Regions from separate parts of the Homo sapiens genome. Here all the other regions are linked to region 3. The links are chromatin loops, found by intact Hi-C in ENCODE. Cell type or tissue: PC-9. All regions are shown on one strand.

Region 1 (8,000 bases), 72 kb before region 3:
GAGGGATAGCATTAGGAGAATACCTAATGTAAATGATGAGTTGATGGATGCAGAAAAGCAACATGGCACATGTATACCTATGTAACAAACCTGCATGTTGTGCACATGCACCCTAGAACTTAAAGTATAATAAAAAAAAAAAAAAGAAAGAAAAAAAAAGTTTCTTTTTTTTTGAGACGGAGTTTCACTCTCATTGCCCAGGCTAGAATGCAATGGCGCCATCTCAGCTCACTGCAACCTCTGTCTCCCAGGTTCATGCCATTCACCTGCCTCAGCTTCCCGAGTAACTGGAATTACAGGCATGTGCCAATACGCCCAGCTAATTTTGTATTTTTAGTAGAGGGGGGTAATTAGCTTATTTTTTGTATATAATGAAGTGTCTGCAGACAGCCACACCCTGGGCTGGTATAATGAGGGGTTTTTTGTAGTCATTAGAGACCCAGACTCCTTATATCTTTGCCTCCACCACGCTAGTATGTGTTCTTGCCCTCATGGTCATATCTCACCTTCCTTCCTGGCTAGATGAGGAGAAAGACTGGAGAGTGAGAAAGACATTGACCATTGCTTCTTGACCTTTTGTCTGAGATCAAATGTAGCACCTGCTCTTACCAGCTTAATACCTGATATGTCCTCTATCTATCTTAAAAGTCAGCCACTTTAAGGATCTTTCTGGGAAGCCCCATCTAATAGCTCAGATATCATGAGCTAAAACCTTGCCACATGAACATTTGTAACTGCAAGGGAGTCTGAGAAGCATAGGACTATTGCTGATTCCAGGCAAATTAGGGTTCTGTTAGTAAGGTAGAGGGGAAGAATGGATATTGGGTAAATTAGCTTGAAATCTCTGGGGGTTGAGAAACAGTTTTTGGTGTCAATGTAAACACAGATAGAACCAGCATTACTTATATCACAGAGCAGTCCTTGCTTATAAGGTGATGAACCAGAATATGCTTAATATTAATGGGTTCTTATCAAAATAAAAACAAAACAATTGAATTTTTAGTGAAAGCATAAGGGCTCCAGAGAAGCTATCTCTTACTCTGTTGAGAAACACTAAGCTGAACAAATGTTCCTTGTTGTTTGTATTTTTATTTCTAAGACAACAACTTGAGGGCTGAGCCATTTGGTATAGTAAGAAGAACAGGGCTCTTGAGTTAGAAACATCTGGATTTAAAAATTGGCCACACTGTTTAGCTATGCTTTGGGCACACTGCATAACTTAGCTAGGCCTCAATTTCCTCCTCTGTACAAGAGAAGTAGTACCTGCCTTACAGGGTTATTGGGAGGACTTAAGAAGGCAGCAGGTGTAAACACTTGCCTGTGTGTTTGCTTCTCTCCTTCACAACTCACACTGCAGTGACACAGCCCTGTCTCATGCACCAGCAAAGAACAAGTCCTCATTTTTTTCTTGGCAAAATTAAACAGCTGTCCAGCTGTATTTTCCCCACATTTCTCATGCTGAGAATTTTTCCCAAGAGAATTTTCCTACTTAGAGATCATCTATTCAGCACACACACACAAACACACACATAAATTATGATGTGGGGCAGAGGTAGCAAAACAAACAAAACCCACTGAAGATAAAATTAACACATGGAGAACAAAATTCTAAAAATACTCTTATTTTTGTACCCAAAGTTTTGTAATCTTCCTAACAGCTAATCTTTTTACAGAATCAGAGAGATTATGTACTTGGCACATTAAGAAAGGTAGGTGCCTTGTCAAGTGCTTGTGAAAGCAGGTGTGCAGGTGAGTTGGCTGGCATGAACCCCAGGTCATCCATTACTTGCCCGTTTATTCATACATCAGTGTGACTAAGCCAGCGTGGAGCCTCTTCCATCCACTTTCTCCCCGAAGCACAAATACAGGTTAAAACAGGGGACTGTTCAAATGGGTGGACTATGATAGACTTACAACTCTTAAGTGGTTTGCAACTTTAGTAGCTTTTAAAAGTCTCTGTTAAACACTGACTGAACAAAATCCTTATTTCTGCAAGAAGGCGATGTATCCCAAAGAAGGACTCTGAAGCAAAATTGTGAAATCTGTCAACTGAAATGTAGAACTAATATTTATTATCTATGTTTATTCTCTACAAAGTAACAAAATTGTAATAATGACAATCTTGATAACACATAGCATTTAGTTTACATAATTAAGAGACAAGTGCAGGCTGGCAAAACTGATACAATACTTTAGGGCACAATGTTACAGTGTGGTTTTCCAGTCACTCCTTTTCAATGATTGATTTTTTTCCCTATCCCATGACCTACCTGACCGCTATGATACTTATCTGCCCATTTTTCTCCTCCTCTGTGAAAAGGGGAAAAGAAAGATGGTGCATGCCTCCACTCCAGAGCAGGTCTTACAGGCACCACGCGAGTGGAGGGCCCTGCTCAGGAAGCCCCGCAGCTTCTCCAGTGTGAGCAGCAGCCCTGCCTGCCAAGACTGAACAGCTGTCAGGATTTCTACAGCTGTGGCTGCTGCTGTTCCCCAGAACTCGCCTTCAGCTCCCAGATTGAGAAATCCTCTCTGTCCTTTGGTGCCCTCCACAGCTAATGGCAGTTAACTTCTAATATTGGGTTTGTGCAAAGTTTCTCCAATCCTGAAAGCTGCCACATTTCACGCTTGAATTACAAGTCAATTAAGAGCAAAACAAAACAAAAACCTATTCTTTCTTGTCTTGAGTCATTCTATATTATAATTACCATGTTGTTGCCTTTCCTCTCTCTTCCTAACCCAAATCATGAAGCACAGGAGAAGTCCTGTTACCTGCCACATACAGACCAAAGAAGAACCCATTCTAACACAGCTTTGCCTACTGCTCAAAGAATTCACAGTAGCAATGTTGATCTGCTTATAATAAAAAATTCTGCTTTCTCTACTGACCAGATAGTGGGTATTCCACAACACAAAAGCAGCTGCTTAGATGTGTATTTGGGGTTGTTGGAATATTTTCCCATTCGTATAACATGCAGCTTCAAAACACAATTGATTGCTTAGTTGTCCTATTAGGAATACAATTGGCCAGGCGCGGTGGCTCACGCCTGTAATCCAGTACTTTGGGAGGCCGAGGCGGGTGGATCACCTGAGGTCAGGAGTTTGACACTAGCCTGGCCAACTTGGTGAAACTCCATCTGTACTAAAAATACAAAAATTAGCTGGGTGTGGGTGGCAGGCACCTCTAGTCCCAGCTACTCGGGACGCTGAGGCAGGAGAATTGCTCGAACCTGGGAGGCGGAGGTTGCAGTGAGCCGAGATCGCTCCACTGCATTCCAGCCTGGGTGACAGAGCGAGACTCCCTCTCAAAAAAAAAAAAAAAAAAGGAGTACAATTAAGCTGGTAGAGCTGATATTTATAAGAGAAAGCCATGGCTATGGAAGGGGAGAGGAAAGGAGAGCTGAACAACAGTTGGGTCTTTCGTTTACTCATACAAGTGTTTACTAAGCATGCAGGAGTTCAAGGTGAGGAGCTGGGTGTTTTGCACTTAGGCCCCACCCTCAAAAAGCACACCCTCTGTCTAGAGAGAAAGACACACTGTGGATGACAATTTACAGGTGTGAAAAGGACTACAGAGAGTGTTCTGAGGTTGCTGATCAGCAAGGTGAGGGAGGCCTAAGTCTTACAGTGTCTTTGGAAGACTTTCAATTAAACTCACTTACTCATTAAAGTACTTCTAAAGGTTTTAATTTGCTTACAACCTCCTTGTGTGTGTGAGTGTGTCACAGCCGCTGTGATTCTCATGAGAGGTAAACCCATGCCTCTGGATTCTAGAGCCGATGCTTTCCTCAGACACTAGGGGTCAGCAGCTTCCAAGAGTTGTGAGTCAGGCTAGGAGCCCCAGTTCCTTGGGTGCTGCTAGGAGTGGGTTGGAGCTGATTCTCAGAACAGCAGGAGTCTAATAGGCACTGTAGTTGCTCTTCCAACACCACTCTCCTTCTTTTAGTAACTACCTTAACTTTTATTTGAGCACCTTCAATTCCTCCTGCAAAGCCCAGGTGCTTGGGGGAAGTTGATCAGGTGGTAGGGCTTGTGGCTCATTATCCCATCCCCTGGCTCCACTTACGGGTTCAAGGATAAACACCACACCCTATTTGGGCCAATGAGATTGAGGAGAAATCTGCTGAGGATGACTGGGAAAATAGTTCCTGGCTCTTTTGAGAGAGTTCTTGGAAGTGACCATTTCTTTTTCTCCCTCTCCCTAGACAGTGATGAATAAACTCAAAGGAAAGGAAAATCATTTGGCAACCGGAAGGTGTGGGAGGATAGCTGTAAATGAAACTGACGGCAAAAAACAGAGCAGAGAAGTTTAAAGAAAAAAAATAACAGCATTCCTGGTGATGCCCCATTGGGCCAATGAAACAAACACATTCTGAAGCCTTTCCTAACCAGGAGCCAACCAATCTCATCACTGTGAAGCCAGGTTAGTTTGGTTTTCCATGATTTTCATCTGACTGAAGGCATCTCAAGTATACACCGAGGGGACAAAGGCAAGCTTTGGAAAATGTGGTAGCAAGTGATCTGCAAGCTACTATTTAATAAACTTTATGCCAGCTCACCCTACCCTGCAGACATCACAGCAGCAAATAAATGAGAGGGAGGGGACCCAGAATGCTTAACTGGGGAAGAAAAACTGAGGAAGACATTGTATACTCATGGCCTGCCTCTTTTCCAGTTGGCTGAGAAGCCCTTTTTATTAATTTGTTCCATTTCCTTACCATGTCCTTAGCAGTGGAGATATATTTTTTGGAAATGTATTGATCACAATTATATTTCCTTACACTGGGAGGACAAGGAGGCTCCCTGCAACAGACCTTTGAAAGTAATGAACTGACAGAGAGAACAGGCCTCCAGTTCCAGCTCTCTGCTACCAATCTCCCTCACCTGCTCAGCCCAAATCAGTCTCTAAATACTCAGAGCTCTAAAAGAGTGGGATTTCCTATAGTTCATTGTGGGGTTTTACCTCTAACTCAGTAAAGAATCACTGAGAGGGTGAAGGGAGCCCTATTACAACTGCAGGGACCAGGGAAAGTTGACTTGACCTCTCTGCTTTCCTTAGGTCATTATACAAAAAAGAAACATCAAAAGGGTCATTGTACTATTTTTCAAAGGTGTGAGGCCATCGTGATGCAGGGTATGGATTTGGGAGTCCAACAGATCTAAGTTTAAATCTTGGCACATCTCCTTACTAGTTGTGTGACTTTGTTTCTGAGCTTCTAAATCTGTAAAATGGGAATGGATAAAGCCTACCATTCAGGCTGCTCTGAAGCTTAAGTGAAATATACATGTAATTGGTTTGGCATTTAAAAAATTGTTGCTAGAATTATTATTTCAGTATTCCCCTGGACGAAGGAACGCTGTGACAGAAGAAAACAGAGAAGTAGCCAGGTCCCTAAACATTCCCAATGTATACATACACTTCCCTGGGTGCATGCCAATGAAAGCAGCACAAGAACTTTGAAATTCAACCCCCACATGCAGGGTCTGTATCTACGTTAGAGAGTTCAGACTTTCTAATGGAAGTCACAAGCTTCTGAAGTAACTGCAGGTTTGGACTTAGTGCATGATCTAATTCCTTAGGTAGGTCTTATTTGTAGTGAAGCAGTGTGCAAAGGAGCTGCTCAAAAAAATAAAGGATATGGTTATCTTTGCCTTTCTTTTTAAAGATGTGGGCTCCTAACAATTTTTATCATTCACTGAAAAACAGGTGCTCAGAGTTAAAGTTTAGGACTTACACCCACACGTCTGTTCTAGAATTCCTATCCTAGGCAAAGGACTTGGTAGGTATTCTGGAATAGAGGCTGGAATGGAAGTAATCTTTCTATGTTGCATGGTTAACTCGTTTTCATTGATTCTTTCTATGGGATACTTTATTAGTCTTTCCCCAATATATTTTCTCCTTTTTCCTTATTGATAGAACTCCCCCTGCCCTTTGCAACACACACACACACACACATACACACCTTTTAGCTGGGCATATGGATGCTTAGGATAAGAATACATTCTCCAGCCTCTCTTGCAGCATGTGTGTGAGGTCACAACCATGTGACTAAATTCCGGCTAACTGAATTTAAGCAGAGGTGTCACGTGTGACTTCTGGGAAGTGTCCTTAAAGGAAAGGAGATGTGTTCTTCTTCTTCCCTTTCTCCTTCCTACAGTCAATTACAACACAATAGCAGGTCTTTAAGGAGCCAACTTGGACCATGAGGCAGAAAGCCATGTATTGAGGATGAGCAGGATTGAAAAAAGAAAAAACCTTCAGTCATCTTGAACCTGCCTTAAGACTCCTGACCTCCACACTTCTTTTACATGCATGAGAAATAAGCTACTATCCTTTCTGAAGTCCTAGCATTTTAGATTTTCTGTCACTTACACCTAAACCTAATCCAAACTGATACTTTGCTATATCCACTGTTTATGTTTTCTCTATTCATCATCACGACAAGCCACTTACAAATGGAGTATGGATTCATCAGTCATTCCCATCATACTCCCAAAATCCCACTCACAACCTCCAGAATGAATTCCACCCACAGTATAACATCAGAAAGGTCACCTCTCAGACATGGAAAGAAATAGAATTCTTTTTTTTAAAATCAGGCACAAAACCCTTTTGTTTATTTTACAGAAAACCCTATCTATTGAAGATGACTGCTTTCTTCTACTGTAGCTGGCAATTTTATGAAATGAAGAAAATTTGCTCTAGTTGCAAGTGACACACACCTCTTAAATGTCTGCTATCAATTAAAAGTAAAATACTGGTTACTTGCAACTATCAATTAGATACAATGCACTCCAGGAGATCAGGAGCCTTGGCATTCAGACATAGGAGCATTTTTTTGGCTTTGCCATTTACTTGCAATGTGACCTTGGTAAGTGACTTAACCTCTTTTTCAGTTTCTTTATCTATAAAATGAAACCTCATACAGTACCTGCCAAAAAATAAAAATAAATAAATAAGCTAATATGGACAATGCACCCAGCACATAAAGGTGTTACAATAACAAAAGGCCCTCTTTGTTCTTTTGTTTTTTATTGGTATAAATGAAAGGTTATGGATTTTAAGTCCATAGACCTGTGATTTAATAAGGTTTAGTCTCTAAAATTGACTAATTTTATAACCATGGTGGCCTTAACTTCCTTAAGACTTAGTTTCTTCAACTGTCAATCACACTTATAATGACAATAGTGATATTATTAATTGTAGCAATAACAACTGTAAACACATTGTATGGTTAGCAGGTGCTGTGGGCTGCATCAAGTTCTTTTGTTTTTATGATTTCATTAAAATCTGAGTTTTTTTCCTACCTCGTGCAGATGTTTTTAAGGATATAAATAGAAAGAAAAAGTGATTATAAGGATACTGTGTGTACCAGAATTTTAAAAAATTGTAAGGTATATAGAAATATAGAATTTTTATTGAATAAATAACTCCCTTTAAAAGAAGATACTCTGATTTTTAGAAAGTGAAAGATTTTGATTATAACAGGAGGTTAATTTTTTTTCCTTTTCAAAACTTGTACTTAATTTAAGAAGTAATGTAAAATTTTATTATGCCAAAACAGAGGCACACACTTATGGAACTGCTTACCATAAAAGTGATAACAAAATGTCCATGCAGAATAGACTGGTTTTCTCTCTTTTCTACTTTAAATAGTCTTCATCATTTGATTCAGGAAAAAGTATCTGATAATTCCCAAGAAAAGTATATTATGTACTCATATATACTGGGTGTAAGTATGGATTTAATGCATCTGCATGTACTTTCTTTCTTTTACTTACAAACAAATGTTTATGTTCTAGAACACAGGTTTGTAAATTGACTAGACATCAGAAATTTCTCCCCTTAGAGAAACAACATTTATAACCATATCTTACTTACAGTAACTGTTACCATCCCCAACTGAAAATTCTTCCTGATATAAAATACTTGTATACAGAAACTTACTTTTGTATATAGCTTTTCCATAAATTCAAGAAAATTTTGGCTAAATTTGAGTCAC
Region 2 (8,000 bases), 120 kb after region 3:
TCAACAGTGTTTCTCATCACATAGCCTGCCGCTGATTTCCTTCCCATCATAGTGAGTAATAGATGACTCAGTCGGGATGTCAGAAAGGTGCTGGGCATTTGCTTACTTATAAAAGGCATGTTGAAATGTTATATTTTTAGATGCTTAACATATTTGTGCAAATACCAGAAAATACAAACTTAGAGCTACAATCCGACTGTCAGGCTAATTCCATGATTAGGTAGTTTAAGGGATGCCATGAGAAGAATAATTAAAACAATTTTTAAAAAAAGCCTGAAGCTATATTCAAGGAAAAGAAAAGGCTTTGCTCATGATCCTCCATGGTTCTGTTAGTTTTTCTGACATGGTCAACTGATCTCTACACCCAACAAGCCAAACACAGGCACCACATGCCCATGATCACACAGAATGTGCCCAGCACTGCACCAGGTGTGAGGACAGAACTGAGTGGGACCCAGTCCACAGCATCTGGTCTGCCTCCAATGGTGCCTTCTTACAATGTTCTGCAAAGTGTATTATTTCCCAAGAATTATAGGGTCAGTTCACTTGAAGAGTCTGGGCATGAAAAGAAAGAAGGGACATGGTTGCTATGTTACTTTACCAAACTTCTTTCCAGTCACCACAAAACTCGGATGAATGCCATTGTCTATTTCTTTATCCAGTTGAAATTGGGCTTTATGCATGTCATAGCTTCCAGATGAATCAAATCTTCAAAGGAACATGCCATTCCACAGAAGTATGCATGGCCTATCATGGAGTTCTTAGTGCCATTTTTCTTATCCTGTTTCCCATTTTCCATTTTGGACCAGAACAAAAGCTCTAATAAATATGCAACACTCAGTGGCATCAGAGATACATTTTAGTATTACAAAATTAGTAGGGCCTTGTCACACATTTTTTTATAGGGCCCTTCACATGAAGTGTTATGCTTCAAAATTAAATGAATCTCTTATATTCTGCAAGGCAGGGAGCAAGCACAGAGGGTAAGAACTCTGGGACAGTGACAGAGGCACTGGTCTATCTCCAGCTGATTCTGTGTTTCTACAGTGAATGACCTTAGAATGGGATGGGTCCTAGACTGAGTCAGTATACCTATCCATAAAATGAGATAAATGTATTTTCTACTCACCTAGGTACACTGTTGTTATGAAGGTAAATTTGATTTTATTAATGCTTTTACTACTTGGTAAAGAACTGCTTTATATACCATGGACTTCATGTTTTAGCATTCCCCCTTTCTAAGATTCTGTTTTGAAAATGATAAGGCAAATACCAAGCACTAGAAACCTCTAATATATGATGTTACACGAAGCACTGCCATTTGTTTTCTTTTTCTAGGCCAAATAAAACTAGAAAGCAAACCACAACAGTTCACTCATGCTGCAAACTTTTGGATTGCAGCCTAGATTAAAAACAATAACAACAAACAAAAAGTGTACAGTTTCCCCAGCTACAGAAATTTGTTTTATGGACTCCAATAAATTCTTGGCAAATAAATAGAAACAATCTGCAGCCTTTGTTTGGCAGAAGCCAAAGGTTATCCATTTACAGGGATGTTAAGACAGTTTTCCTCAAAAGAGATGGGTGCTGAGGTTTGAAAGGATTCTGGCTGGCAGTAGGAAAAAGCGTTTAAGCCCACTGATGCTGGTGGCTCAGTGGGGTTTCTCTTTCAGTGTCTGTTAATCCCTCTGTTTTCATAAGCAAGGGGGAACCAATGGCAATGGCTCCAGTTGCACTCCAGAGGTACAGGCTGTCAGGCATGCACGTCTGCAGCTGAAAGCACAGGGTTGGTGAGAAGCAATCTTTGGTGACACTGAAGATTTCTCTTTATTTCCAGGCATTACCAGAGAGGTTTATGAACCAGGCTGTTGAAGTGCTTCAGTCAGTTGCTCTTCATGGATGTTTTCTTTTTTTCTTTTCCATTAAAAAAGAGGAGAAAAGAAATACATTCACTTTTTAAAATCCAAAGATAAATGCTGATGGAAACTTTATTTTTTTGTATTTTCTTTCTTCTTTTTTAATTGAAGGGCTTTCCATGGTTGACTTGGTATAAATTTACAGCCCAGGCTACCAGCCCCGAAGTAAATCTACATACATATTTTATTGGAAGTCACCTTTAAAATTGCTGAAATGGTGCTGTTTACCCTGCCAAGGAATGCTGCAAAGGGAAAGAGAGGAAGAGTACTGAGGTGAGATGATGTGATTTATTTGGCCAATCAAAGGGGAAAACGGCCTAGGCCATGTGGCTTCCGGGATGCAATCAACAGCCCACCAGGAGCAGGCCCCCACACTCCCATCTCAAGCAGGACTCATGAAACAAGGGTTGCAGGTCAAAGGCTTATGGCCAGCACTCAGAGGGCTGGAGGACTTGCTGCCAGGGCCACAGTTTCCCCAACTCTATACGGAAAACAATGTTTCTGCTCCAGTGCTAACAAATGAGCAAGAACTGTGCACTGACAGTCTAAGTTTTGTTTCGTTTTGCATCTAAGAAGATGGAAAGTTGGTAGAAGGACTACTTCAAGAAAACAAAAGAGCAAGACGAATGCCACATACTTAATAGTCTCTTCATCATAGTTGAACACTTTGCACAAATTTTCTTCCGTAGATTTTCAGGGTTTCCAAGGAGCTTAATCACCCAGATCAGTTTCATAAACATAAATGTGTACATACATATGTTTTCTAAACAGTTCAGCATATGAAATAGACTCATTTCTTGTCTGTGTTCATCGTTGTTCATGCCTACAAAGGCTTTTAAATGAATAGTTTTGTAACTAAGCCAAATATACCTACCCAGCTTCTTTAAGGCCTTTCTGTAAAATTAGAAGTTAGAATTTGAGTGATAACATGGAACTGAAGAGTAAAACTTAAAAAACCTGGGAAATAGTATTTTCCTTCTCCATATAGAGCATCTCCAGTGCTTTGAGATCAGGTAGACCTCTGTTGGTCAAGTCACTTAACCACTCTGAGCCTCAGTTTCCCCATATTTAAGGTGGAAAGTACAGCATACCTACACAGGGTCATTTTGAAGATAAGATAGGATGCATAATGCAGATGTTGAGCCCAGTGAACATTCTGAGTTCACAACTTTTTGTGATATCTTGGAGCAAAACACTAAATTTTTTTTTCTGTTTTTCACATGTCCAAATTATGAGTTATTTTCTCCCTGTTCACACCCTGGATTATAATAAAGGTAAGGGGAAGGGTGAACTCTTGAAGTCATGAATGGGTATGTAGGGATGAAGGTCAAGTTTCCCCTCTGCCCGCTAAATGTTCATTGAAATGAACTGAAAGTAGACAGATCAATGGGAAGAAAATGCATAGAAAATTTATTGTTCATAAGCACGGGAGCTGTATAAAATATGAGACTCAAAGGCCTGGTGGTTGAAGCTTATATACCCTCTTCCTAGGGGGGGTAGTAAATGGTTTTCAGGAGAAATGAGTGAGCCTAAAGAATAATCATCTGGGACAAAGCTCTGAGCTCTGGGGAAGATGGTGGGAAGGTCAGGGCTGGAACTTGACTGTGAACAAAGATTGTTTTATTATGCAGATAAAATCTCCCAGGTAGTCTCTCAGAACTGCCCACAAAAGAAGAGATGAAAAGTCTATCTGAGTGTGATGAAGACTGTAAGTTTCTTCCTTTGTCTGGTGGTCAATCTTTCCTGGTTATTTAATGAGATTGTTAGGGAGGGAGTTTTAAGACAATTGCATTTCTCCTGGGAAAACTTTGCTTAATCAGATAAGGAAACTTCAGAAAAAGCTCCTTCTGGTTGCTTGCAGAAAGAAAGGGGATCGGAGAGACAGGGAGGCAGGGAAAGATCAGAAAGAGACCTTGGTTCTAAGGCTTATTTCTGAGGTCTTTAAATTCAAAACACTCAACATGCCAAAGCACCATACTCTGGGGTCTCTTTCTCTCTACCTCAACAGGTAGTTGTTAATGTTGCTTACCAGATATCTCTAGCTCTCTGTTTTCAGAGCACAGGAAAGAATTGTATTTTTTAGACCCTAGTGGTTGGATGGGACCACATGACATTTAATTGCTGGTACAAGAACCCAAAAGCATCAATGCTCTAACTCAGCATGTTGAGTAGAACTTTCTGTAATGGTGGAAATATTCCCCATCTATATTTTCCAGTAGAGTACCCATTGGCTACATGTGGCATTGAGCGCTTGCAATATGGCTAGGATAACTGAAAAATTAAATTTTTAATTTTATTGAATTTTAATTAAAATGTAAATGGCTACATGTGGCTAGGGACCACCATATTGGACAATGCAGATCTAGATGGCGGCTGTTCCAGATGGTGGCTGTTCCATTAGCCTGAATCCAGGAGTGAGGACAATGATGAGGTAAGGGAGAGCCTCAACCAACTTGCAAGGGACATGTTCCATGCATGAGAAACAAGCCTGTGTTGCTCTAATTTATTAAGGTTTTGGGGTTATTTGTGACCACAGCATGGCCTAGCCTAGGCTTTCTGATATACTATCTGAAGGAAGATATCACATTGACAGGAGTCTTCTATCAACCAATAATAAATGATTCCTCTTCTACGTGGCACTGTGTCTAGTCCTGGAGGTCCTGAAAGAAATCGTCCATGTCCCCAGCCCTCATATGGTTGATCATTTCCTTGGTAATTTCTGATATGGTTATGCTCTGTCAGAAGAGGAATAGGTCCTCTCCTCTTTCCCAGTTGGATGCAAGGGAAAGCCTCAGAATGCCATCTTGTGGCCAGGCGTGGTGGCTCATGCCAGTAATCCCAGCATTTTGGGAGGCCGAGGCAGGCGGATCACTTGAGGTCAGGAGTTCAAGACCAGCCTGGCCAACGTGGTGAAGCCCCGTCTCTACTAAAAATACAAAAAAAATTAGTTGGGCATGGTGGCACATGCCTGTAATCCCAACTACTCAGGAGGCTGAGGCAGGGGAACAAAAAACAAAACAAAACAAAAATGCTATCTTGCCCCAGAGCTTGTAAGCCCCAAACTCTACTCATAGTATTCCAGGTCAGCTCTCAGGAAAGCAGAATGTGCACTTGGCTCTCTGAGAGGACTTGTCCCCCACATTCCCATCACTGAGACTGGGAAAAGAGAAGCAACTCTAGGTTTGAAGGAGTAGGGGATGGGGTGCAGGCCTCAGATAGACTCTCTGGAGCCACAGGGCAACTGTACAGGGCACAGAGAAAGCTACATCCTAGTAAAATTAGGCACTGCTGATCATCAAGCGACCTCTCTGGATAGACAAATATGTTTTGATTTTTCCAGCACATGTACATTGAAAGCATTCATTTTGACATAGTTCTCTGTTCTTTCAAATCAATTTTTGTAATCAAATTTTCTTTCTTTGTAAATAGTACTGTCATTCACCCAAATTAGAAATCTGGGAGTCATTCTAGACTCATCGTTTCTGCATCTCCCACATTCTATTCAGTTCTGTCAGGTGAACCTTATTCCTCTTCACCCCCACACCATCTGCCAAGGTCATGACATGCTGCATGTGCTAAGCAGTTTGTACTCACACAAAGGAGCCTGGCTGAGGCAGGTAAGGGTCATCTTCAAGCCAATGGGACTTCTCAGTCCAAGGTGAGGAGGGAGGTGCCTTTTTCTAAATCCCATAAAGGTGCCAGGTAGGCCAACTGTAGCTCTCTCAATTGACTTAGTATACGCTCAACGTCTTTCACTCTAACGAAACAGTCTCCTAATCAGCCACCTGGCTGTCTTTTCCTCTACTGTTCAAGTTACAACCAGAGTGATAATTCATAAACACAAATCTGATATTAGCACTCTCCACTCTCTTGCTTAAAATCCCAAATTGCTTCCCACTCCCGTCAGAAAGTACAAACTTGTTTAAGTGTGGCCTCCAGGGCTTGGTTACCTGTCCAGCTCTTCCCTCTTCCTCACAACACTGAACATGATCTGAATGCCTTGTAGAACCCTGAACGGGACCTGTGGTTTTGGGTCTAGATATTTGTCCCTCTGTACCTTCTTCCTGGAATGCCCTTACCTCTACCCCGTTCTTGGGCTGGCTGCCTTGAAACTTTTCTTTTGAGAGTTAACCAAAGCATTGTACCTTTGAGGAAACTTTTCCTGACCACCACCAAGGAGAATTTATTCTTTCTCTTTCACATCCTCACTGAACCTACTATCACGGCACCTGTGCATTTTTAATTCTCATGTTTGTCTTCCTGTCCGAATCTCCTGGCTGTCCTGTGACCTCCTTGAGGACAGTCTGTCATGCCTTATTTCACTTCGTGTCCCTTGCACGCACCTAGCACAGTGCCTGGCTGATAGCAGGCTCTTCTTAAATATCCATTAAATAAACGAACAAAAGTCGATTCCATTTTATTTTTAGGGATCAAGTGCATAGTTTTCCAGTGAAAGTTAACAGAAATCAAAGTTATTTTAAATTTAAGCTTCCTTCTCACCTTTTCATTTAAACACAGCGGTTTAAACTACGCAATTGCCTTTCTGAACATGGTCACTTTCACAGTCTTACCAGAATTGAGAAGGGTTGAGATAGGTTAGGGATGAAGAAAACATAACTGAGTATATTGGTGTTATTCCATCACTCCTCTCACTTGATCTTCCCAAAATGCAAATGGAAAAAATAACAGCACCGTGGTTAGGTTAAAGAGATAAGGCAGCTGTGACCCACACACGGGGTGAAAAAAAACAAGATAAGGACATTAACCTAGAATTCTTAAGGTACACTGAATTCTAAATGGCTATTGTAGTCAAAAAAGAAAGGGAAACTTTAAGATGAGAAAATAAAATCCATATTAGGACACAGTATAATTTTGCCAAAGAAATTATGGCCTTTAGATTTACAGTTGCAAAGGAGTTGCCTTCCACATTAAAGAGAAAATGTATGTCTAAAGCTCTCAATTGGTTGCTGTAGAAAATAAATTTAAATTTCTGTATGCAATCATTTTCTTCCCAAAACCCACACTATTCTGGGGAGGCTGAACTCCATAGGCTTTAGAACCACACTACTTATATTCAAATCCTAGATCTGACATTTCCTAGGTGACTTTAAGCAAGTTATAGGACCTCTCTGAACCCTAGATTCCTCATCTGTAAAGTGGAGATAATAATGGCACCTACCCCATAAGGTTTTAGTACAGGTTAAATACGTATGCGCTTAGAACAGCGAGTGTGTCAGTAAATGTTAATATACATTATTGTTATTAATTGAAGACTGTAATAATTTATATATGCCAAGGAACACAACCTCGATGATCTCTGAGACAAATGATTCTGAATGAAATCCAAGTTTTTGTTGGAATGCTTTGTTTTATGTAATCAAATATATACATAGATAAATGAGCAAAAATGATCACATCTGCATGTTAACTTCTTTTTGAGGACCTATAGTTCCTCTAGCCTGGGAATGGGAGGACTAGCCAGTAGCTATCTGAACCAAGATCACCATCCTTTCATAGTAGATCTTGTTGGCTTCTCTAGCCAGATGGTTTGCTGCACAACAGTGGCTTTTGAATGAGTGCCCTGCATATTTTGCTATGGGCTGTCAGGATGCATCTTAAGTTCAACCCGTAGGTCATAAAATCACCTTAACAGGAAATTGTAATTAGTGAAAATGCCTTCAAACAGGAATATTTTAAACAATGTTTGAAGTTTTAAGTGAGATCAGATATACATAACAAAATTAGAGAAAACAAATTTTGACAAAATAAATTCATAAACCTATTGATTATTTACTTGACTCAATTTTACATTGGTTGATTGTTTTTATATTGCCATAATGTGCTTTATTATCTTATGATTGCTCTGAATGAAGTGTCTACTTCAATATTGAAATATTCTGTCTGGCCAGTAACATAAGACATAAAAAAATCAGATTTTGAGGACTTAAACCTCAGACTCAATTATTCATATAGATTCAAGGGTGTCTCTCATATTCTATCTTGCAGAATTTCAAAAATGAAAAATGAAGATTTTTGTCTTGGTTTATACAGTAAATCAATTTTTTTGTTATTTATCAGAGTGAC
Region 3 (8,000 bases):
TGTGTTTTAACAAAGCTTCCAGGTAATTCTGATGTATGCTTTCTAGTTTGGGAGCCACTGCATCAGAGGGGCAAGCAGGAGTGGATAATAGAAGTGATAAAGTCAGGGGAGAAGGATGTCTACTCACCTGATGATTAATCAGGCCGAAAACAAGGAAGTGTTGCCCCTCACAGAGGCTATGACCATATCATCACTCCCCACTTTAGTGGAAATTTCCCATAGACAGGATATCAATTTGCCATAAACACAAAGGACAGACCCAGAGCACACTAAAAGAATGTGGTCTTTGGCCGGGCGTGGTGGCTCACGCCTGTAATCCCAGCACTTTGGGAGGCCGAGGTGGGCGGATCATGAGGTCAGGAGATAGAGACCATCCTGGCTAACATGGTGAAACCCCGTCTCTACTAAAAATACAAAAAATTAGCCGGGCGTGGTGGCGGGTGCCTGTAGTCCCAGCTACTCAGGAGACTGAGGCAGGAGAATGGCGTGAACCCGGGAGGCGGAGCTTGCAGTGAGCTGAGATCGCGCCACTGCACTTCAGCCTGGGCGACAGAGCGAGACTCCGTCTCAAAAAAAAAAAAAAAAGAATATGGGCTTGTATTACAAGGGTAGGTGTGGGGAGAACGTCCCCAGTGCAGCCCCGGTGCAGGCATGCAGTAGACTGAACTTCAGTCTCTCTCCCTTGGAAGGGTAGGTAGCCATGGTTCCTGATTGTTTCAAGTGCAGCTTTGAATGAAGGCAAGAAGCTGGTGTAGACTTGTTCAAGCTTCCCCAGCTTGGTGGTTTCATGAATGAATTACATCTGAAAAGCTTAAGGAGAATAGTTGGGGAGTTGGGGAAGAAGGGAGTCAAAGATGTATCAAGAGATTCAACTGCACTAGGATCTCTCATTTCAATCTGTTTAATGCTTTCCCCCATTCTAACTCCTTCTGCCAGTGTACCAGACACAGAAACACTTGCCTTGGGGTAAAAAGTTAAAAAATATTTTTAAGGAACACAGCCAATCCAAAACTCTTTGAGAACCAGCAGCTTTTAAGCCACATCTGCATTTGTAGGCTGTTTCCACAGTTAACCCCTGTAGCAGGTCTATGGTTGCCTCAGCATCGACTTCTTTTTGATTCCACCTAATTAGAAACATAACTTACATTTTTATTAAACATTAAATTTACACATCCTTAGAAACATATCCATACTTGCAGATTGTTCTAAAGTGTGTAGACAAGATCTGGGGCCATTACCTTATTATTAAGGTACAAGACTTTGTTAGACTATTGGGCATTCAGATCCAACATAATTACTGAGCACCTGTCCTGGCACATTTCATGCTTTCCCTGAACCACGTGCATAAGTGTTATTATCATTCTCATTATGCAGGCCATAGATCGAGGCTCAGACACATGTAGGAACTAGCCCAGAGTTTCAAAGCTACTTTAAGTGGACAAGTGTGGACTCTCAACACGTCTCCTGACAGAGGCTGTGTTAATCCATGACTAGAAGATGGGCTATGTGTGTGACCTGCTCTTCGTTTAGTTAAAAATGGCATACTTGATTCCCAGCTTATGTATAGGCTGGGATGTGAACTTCCAGTGGAATATTTCTGTTGCTGAAATTTGTCACCACCTTTCTAAACTGGTGACAGAATTTTTTTGGGTCATACACAGACTCATTGCAAGTAAGGCAAACCTACTCTTAAAGTGACCTAAACAATGAAAGTGCTGAAAGTAAGGATAATCATGTTCTTGAAGACAGCTGTGTGAATGGGTTAGGAGTTTTATAGAAAAGTAGCAATTGGGGCCAGGTGTGGTGGCTCACGTCTGTAATCCCAGCACTTTGGGAGGCTGAGGCGGGCAGATCACCTGAGGTCAGGAGTTCAAGACCAGACTGGCCAACATGGTAAAATCCCCATCTCTACAAAAATACAAAAATTAGCCAGGCATGATGACGGGTGCCTGTAATCCCAGCTATTTGGGAGGCTGAGGCAGGAGAATCACTTGAACCCGGGAGGCAGAGGTTGCAGTGAGCTGAGATAACACCACTGCACTCCAGCCTGGGCGACAGAGCAAGACTCCATCTCAGAAAAAAAAAAAAAAGTAGCAATTGGTTATTTTTGAAATACTTGTAAGAGGTGCCTTATGAGAACCAAAAAAGTTCCTTTAAAAATGCTTTTTAAGCTTATTATTGGAATAGACCACCTTTATAGAGATTCTAAGATAACTTATTATTGTTCTTTAAGACTATGGAGTAATTTTATATTAAAAGAAAACAATCAACAATTCTTCACGTCTCTGAACACAAAATAAGTGGAAGTGGGTTTGCTTTAGGAAGAGCTTTCAAACAGTGAGACTGGTTGATGATTAGGAATGGGTTTCCCAGTGAGTTGGGCATCCTTCTGTGAAGGGAATGGGCACAGGGGATGAAGTAACTGTAGTCCTAAAGCTGAGCTACACAGCTGGTTTCCGTTTTCAAAACTTATTTCCTTTGCCAAGGAACAGTGTAATTTCCCAGGCAATAGAAAAAAAAAAAAAAAAAAAAAAGACAAGAAAAGAAATGAGAAATAGCATTTATGGAGCCTATGCCGAGTTCTGGGGTCTTCTGATCCTAATTAACATTCATTCTTTTTACAAATAAGAAAGCTAAAGTTTAGACTGGCTGAGTAATTTGCCTATGGTTATGGAAATAAATGAAGAAACTAGAAATTTAACTCAGATCTGCTCAATTCTAGGCTGGAAACTGAGGCACAGATAAAGTAAGTGGCTTGTGTGAAGTTGTAAGATCCATATGTGACTGAGGGCGGGGAGAGTCATTGAGTGAAATGTTTGGGAAGACACATCTTTTTTTTCGTTGGAAATACCTTGACTTATCTTATAAAAGATAACAGTATGGGCTGGGCACTGTGGCTCATACCTGTAATCCCAGCACTTTGGGAGGCCGAGGTGGGCGGATCATGAGGACAGGAGTTCGAGACCAGCCTGACCACATGGTAAAACCCCGTCTCTACTAAAAATACAAAAATTAGCTGGGCATGGTGGCACGTGTCTGTCATCCCAGCTACTCAGCAGGCTGAGGCAGGAGAATCGCTTGAACCTGGGAGGCGGAGGTTGAAGTGAGCCGAGATTGCGCCATTGCACTCCAGTCTGGGCGACAGAGCAAGACTCCCTCTCACAAAAAAAAAAAAAAAAAAAAAAAGTAAACAATAATAATAATAACAATATGGTACTTTTAGAGATTTTTCAGCTTTAAGGATAGAATTTTGTTTTTCTTTGTGCATCTATATTTGAAAGCAATGTATTTGACACTGCTTTCTGGATTTGCTTGGTACAAAATGAAGCAAAACTATACCCATGCACTCTGCTGTCTTCCACATTGTGAATGCATAAGTTAACTTTTTGCTTGGGACACCAATGTTTCTGAATGAGAAAGGTCCAAAGTAAAGCCCTTTGTGATTTTAGAGTCAAGAACAGATCTTTCTTTTCAGTAACCAATAATCACCACTTTGCCCATCCATCAGAAGTCGGAGGAGAAGAGAGGAACCCTTATACTAACAAATCCCTCGTGATAAAACAAAATCTTTTTTCATGAACATTCTGTCTTTAGAAAGCACTAACAAGTGGATAGAGCACTTGTTAGTTAATAATAAGAAGAATTCTTCAGTGACTACTCAGATGAATGAATATTTTTAAAAGGCATGGAGTATGTAAGGAATTTTAATCCAGCCTTCTTGTTCACTCCCCCACACAACTGTAGAGAAACCACTGCCTCTGAATGATGAATGGACCTTGACTCAACTAGGAGGAAAGAGGACCCCAAGCCCTGTAATTTAGCATCTCTTTTTTTAAATTCCTGGGTGGACTCCTTTTTTGGCTGTAGGCTCAGTTAAACGGCTTTGGATATTACGTAAAATGACCATCAAGTGTTTCTCCTTCTATACTACACCCATCTCTTTTCAAGCTCTCAGTAAAATCCCAACCCCAGCTGTATATACATCTCAATCTTAGAGAGAAACACATTTCTGCTAGGAAATCTTTAGCTATTAAAAAGTTTTATTAGTTAATTTCAAATTAATATTGTACCAGGCTCCAGACCATGGAGGAAAAAAATTCAAGAAGCTGAGTTAGTAAATGACGGAGCAGTAATTAGCTTAAATGAGATTTCTTCCAGCCCTTTGCTGGAAGAAAGATGACACAGAAAATCTGAGATGTTTCTGTGGATGACACAGAAAATCTGAGCTTAGAAAATCTCTCTTCTCTGCATGTGGTACTATGAGGATGCCAGAGATGCATTTCCACAATCATAGTCTTGTTTATTTATTTAGTCTCCTACTGCAGTGCTTCACACATGCACCCCCACCTCCTGCTCTGTGGCAGCCAAACCCTAATGGCTAACAAGCCAGGCTGCAAAAAGGGTTAAGGCTGCAGCCTTCCAGGCCTATAGACATTCCAAACATTCATGTACTTTCTCCTCTGCAGTCTGGTCCTGTAGCTCCAGCTCCTGGAAAGCCTTCAGCACTTGCAGAAGCAGTATTTCCTACCAGCTATGTTTGGTTTTAACTTGCGGTTCACCAGGTTATATAGCTCAAGAGTCTAAACTTATCCCTCCACGGTCTTATCTATAATTTGTCCCTCTTCCCCAGCTGAATTTGTTTCCCCTGCCCTGCCCTGCCCTGGAAATGCCTCAGGGCCTTCTGTAACCTTGCTGCCTTCTCCCCACAGGAAGTTAGATGCATCCTCACTGGCTGCATTACTGCACATTTCCCTTGTAACCTTGTTTTTTCCTTCAACTCAAACTTCTCCAAACAGCACCATCTCTGCTGACCCTGAAATTCTCTAGCCCTTTCATACCAGTCTTTCTAACCCGCCATGAGAACGATTATAGAGGGCAAATTGCGGAGAGAAGGTTTGGGAACTCACCTGCACAGCAGCAAGGATCAGACACAGGATGGGGCTGCCCGCAAACTTCCCAGGGACTGTCTGCAGCCAAATCTCTTGGCCTTAAAGGGACAGGGCACTTTTCACCATATAAGGAAGACAATTTCACTTGACTGCTTTGGAACCTGTTTGGGCAAGAAGCAGCTCCTCTTGACATTGCCTGCCAGGCTTCAGCCTTTTGAGGAAATTTGGAGCCTGACAATTCACAAGTTTCTGCACATAGTAGGCAATTTAATAATTCCTAAATAAGGGGCCAGGCGTGGTGGCTCACGCCTGTAATTCCAGCACTTTGGGAGGCCAAGGCAGGTGGATCACCTGAGTTCAGGAGTTCGGGACCAGCCTGGCCAACATGGTGAAACCCAGTACCCAGTCTCTACTAAAAATACAAAAATTAGCCAGGTGTGTTGGCGGCCTCCCAGCTACTCAGGAGGCTGAGACAGGAGAATGCTTGAACCTAGAGGCAGAGGTTGCAATGAGCCAAGATTGTGCCATTGCACTCCAGCCTCGGCAGCAGAAAAAAAAAAAATTCCTGGATAAGGCACAAGAAAGATATTTGGTGGGCTAATTTTAAAGGCCAGAAAACCCTTTATGTGGGACTTATTCTCTTACAAAAATGGTTTCTGGCAACTGTGAAGTCTTCCTCAATTATATGAAAGGGCTTCTGCTTCTATTTCAGGTTTGGCTTCCTTGAGACAGAGGATCTTGCTCGCCTCAAAGAGGAGGGCAGTTTGCCCCCTTCCTCCTGACTCCAAGACAAAAGAGAGAAGACTGAAGAGTGGTAAAGCTTGTGGTGTGAGATTTGGATTGTTGTAAGACACATTTGCGCTGCATCCTGAAAACAGTGAAGTGGAGATGATTTTGCTCTTTCAGCAGATAGAGAGCCCTTCCGAAACAGATAAACACGCACAGTCCTCAGTGGAGGCCCTCTACCGGCCTCGTCTACTCCTGAGCACACCTCTTGGACTCCCTTGGCTAAAGCCCACAGCTGAAGCTTGAGGGTTCCTTTTACCTTCCAGCTGGCAGGGACGAGGATGTGCTTTAGCAAGAGCAAAGATTTTCTACTGATAATATTCAAATGCAAAGCTGTCCTGTTGATTTGGGGGTGGATTAAAAGTAATTATAAAATGTTAGATTCTAAGAAGAGAGTAGAGCCTAATTTGGTCATCACTTTTGTGGTAACATACTTCTTTCTTTGCTGCTAACTGGATATTGTCTTTGAAAATGCTTTGACGTCTGCCAGGTGGCTCCAGCCAGCACCTACTCTTTTTTGCTTAGCTTACTATGCCTAATATCCAGTGTCTGAATCACAGATTTGGGATCTTTTAAAAACGGAATTTGGCGCTTGATTATAGAGTCTCATACTATCTTCACATCTTACTTTCTTGCATAAATTTTGAGTTTTAAGGACAAAGGCCACTCCATATTCCTCCTACTCTGATTAACTCCCAGCATGGAACAAGCATGTAGTAGAGTGGGAAATCTTTGTTGGATTTAATCAACTGAATGGAACCCTGGGTTTTTGTATGATGTCTAGATAGTTTTATGAATAAAATAGGTGTTTACTAAATAATTGTTTAGTAAATGGCTAACCCATCCCAGCCTCACTGGGAAAGAGAGGGAAAGGGGAGCTCCTCTCCCTTTTGCTGTGGTCAAATAAATACATGATTTATTTGCTTTACTCTCTCTTTTATATCAACTAGTAATTTTCATATCATTAAATTTTCTTTAAGGGAAGAGGTCAAAGGAATATCTTTAAAAGGTAATTATTGTGATTACTCTTTGATCCAGCAATCTAATTTCTAGGAATTTAATCTAATGAAATAATTAAAAAGAGGCAAAACATTATATTAATAGAGCTACTCATTGCATTACTATCTATAACAGCCATAACAAGAAATGACTTAAAGTTTCTAAGGTTATTTCATACAGTAATAATAATAGCTCATGCTGATTGATTGCTCATCATGTACCAGGCACTGCTCTAAAAGCTTTATGCAGATTAACCCACTTAATCTGTAATCTCACTTAATCTGTCTCAATTCTCATGTCAAACCTATGAGGTAAAAATGGTCATCATCCCCATTTTATAGGCCAGAAGACTAAGGCGCAGAGGTTAAAAAATTCCCATTTGGATTGAGGTATTTTGGCACCAGCATTTACAGTCTTAGCATCATTCTTTGCTCTCATTAGGACTTCCTGAACATTATAATAGGCACTAGGGACAGACAGATTTATGAAACAGAAAGGACTCCACTTCATATAGCCATTAAAGATAACAATTATGAAAACTATGTACAAATAAGGAAACATGCTAATTTATATGGACATACATATTTATAGATACATTATGATGCCATTTATTTCATATGGATAGATATAGTGTAGATATAAATTGTGATCTTTTTATTTAACAACATATCTTGGATATTATTCCATATCCAGGCCTGCAGATCTCCTTTACTTTTTAAATGGCAGAATACAAGGCTGTCTTCTGGGAATACACCACAATTTAACCAGTGTCTTATTGATGTACATTCAGACTGTTTCTAGTCTATTGCAGCTAAAATAGTTGCGTAATGAATATCTTTATTTGCCATATGTGATTTCAACAATAACCAAGAAATCTTATTTTTGTTGCTATTACATTCAATTAATCATTTGATTTAGGGAAAGTTGACTTCTTTATGATATTTAGTCTTTTTATCTAAACACAGGGAATGCCATTTCATTTTATCAAGATTCAGTTACATATATTCTGCATGTTTATTGTTATTTTTATTCTAATGTATTTTATTATTCTAGAAGCCATTTTAAATGGGAACTTTTTCATTATGTTTTCTAACTTGTTTTTATACAGGAAAGTTATTGATTATTGCATTTAATAACCAGCTTTTGTACTGGATTATCTTATTGTTTCCAATAATTTTCTATGTGACTCTCTTTTAGCTATGCGATCATATCATCTGTAAATAATTATCACTTTGGCTCATCCTTTTCATTGTTTTATACATTTATTTCCTCTTATTTAATTGGGTAGTACTTAAACAATATTAGTTACATATGTTAAACAATGGC

The links. Peaks named below come from ENCODE experiments on the same cell type or tissue, not always from the same donor. Only the 100,000 strongest peaks of a DNase experiment are listed, where the experiment ranks them.
Region 1: a loop joins it to region 3, with 5 times the contacts of the local background. A loop is called at or near these places in 7 of 110 quality-filtered maps.
Region 2: a loop joins it to region 3, with 6 times the contacts of the local background. A loop is called at or near these places in 23 of 110 quality-filtered maps.

The regions. Positions count from the first base shown.
Region 1 is chr3:159,801,131-159,809,130 of GRCh38, reverse strand. All of the region lies in intron 4 of IQCJ-SCHIP1 (IQCJ-SCHIP1 readthrough), which reads right to left. All of the region lies in intron 2 of SCHIP1 (schwannomin interacting protein 1), which reads right to left. It overlaps LOC101928351 (a long non-coding RNA gene), which reads left to right. Exons shown (of 4, transcript XR_007096144.1): 2 at 4,203-4,420; 3 at 6,626-6,869. It also overlaps the pseudogene RNU2-31P. Among named protein-coding and RNA genes, the nearest start is that of IQCJ-SCHIP1-AS1, 37 kb to the right of the region's middle. In PC-9, CTCF peaks have their summits at 3,621 and 3,822 (motif pointing right); a DNase peak (open chromatin) is centred at 3,830.
Region 2 is chr3:159,613,126-159,621,125 of GRCh38, reverse strand. All of the region lies in intron 4 of IQCJ-SCHIP1 (IQCJ-SCHIP1 readthrough), which reads right to left. The region is part of intron 1 of SCHIP1 (schwannomin interacting protein 1); the gene reads right to left. Among named protein-coding and RNA genes, the nearest start is that of IQCJ-SCHIP1-AS1, 150 kb to the left of the region's middle. In PC-9, CTCF peaks have their summits at 4,536 and 4,736 (motif pointing left); DNase peaks (open chromatin) are centred at 85 and 1,415.
Region 3 is chr3:159,729,322-159,737,321 of GRCh38, reverse strand. All of the region lies in intron 4 of IQCJ-SCHIP1 (IQCJ-SCHIP1 readthrough), which reads right to left. All of the region lies in intron 1 of SCHIP1 (schwannomin interacting protein 1), which reads right to left. Among named protein-coding and RNA genes, the nearest start is that of IQCJ-SCHIP1-AS1, 35 kb to the left of the region's middle. In PC-9, no CTCF peak of the experiment used is centred here; DNase peaks (open chromatin) are centred at 3,741, 4,591 and 4,991; H3K4me3 peaks cover 912 bases.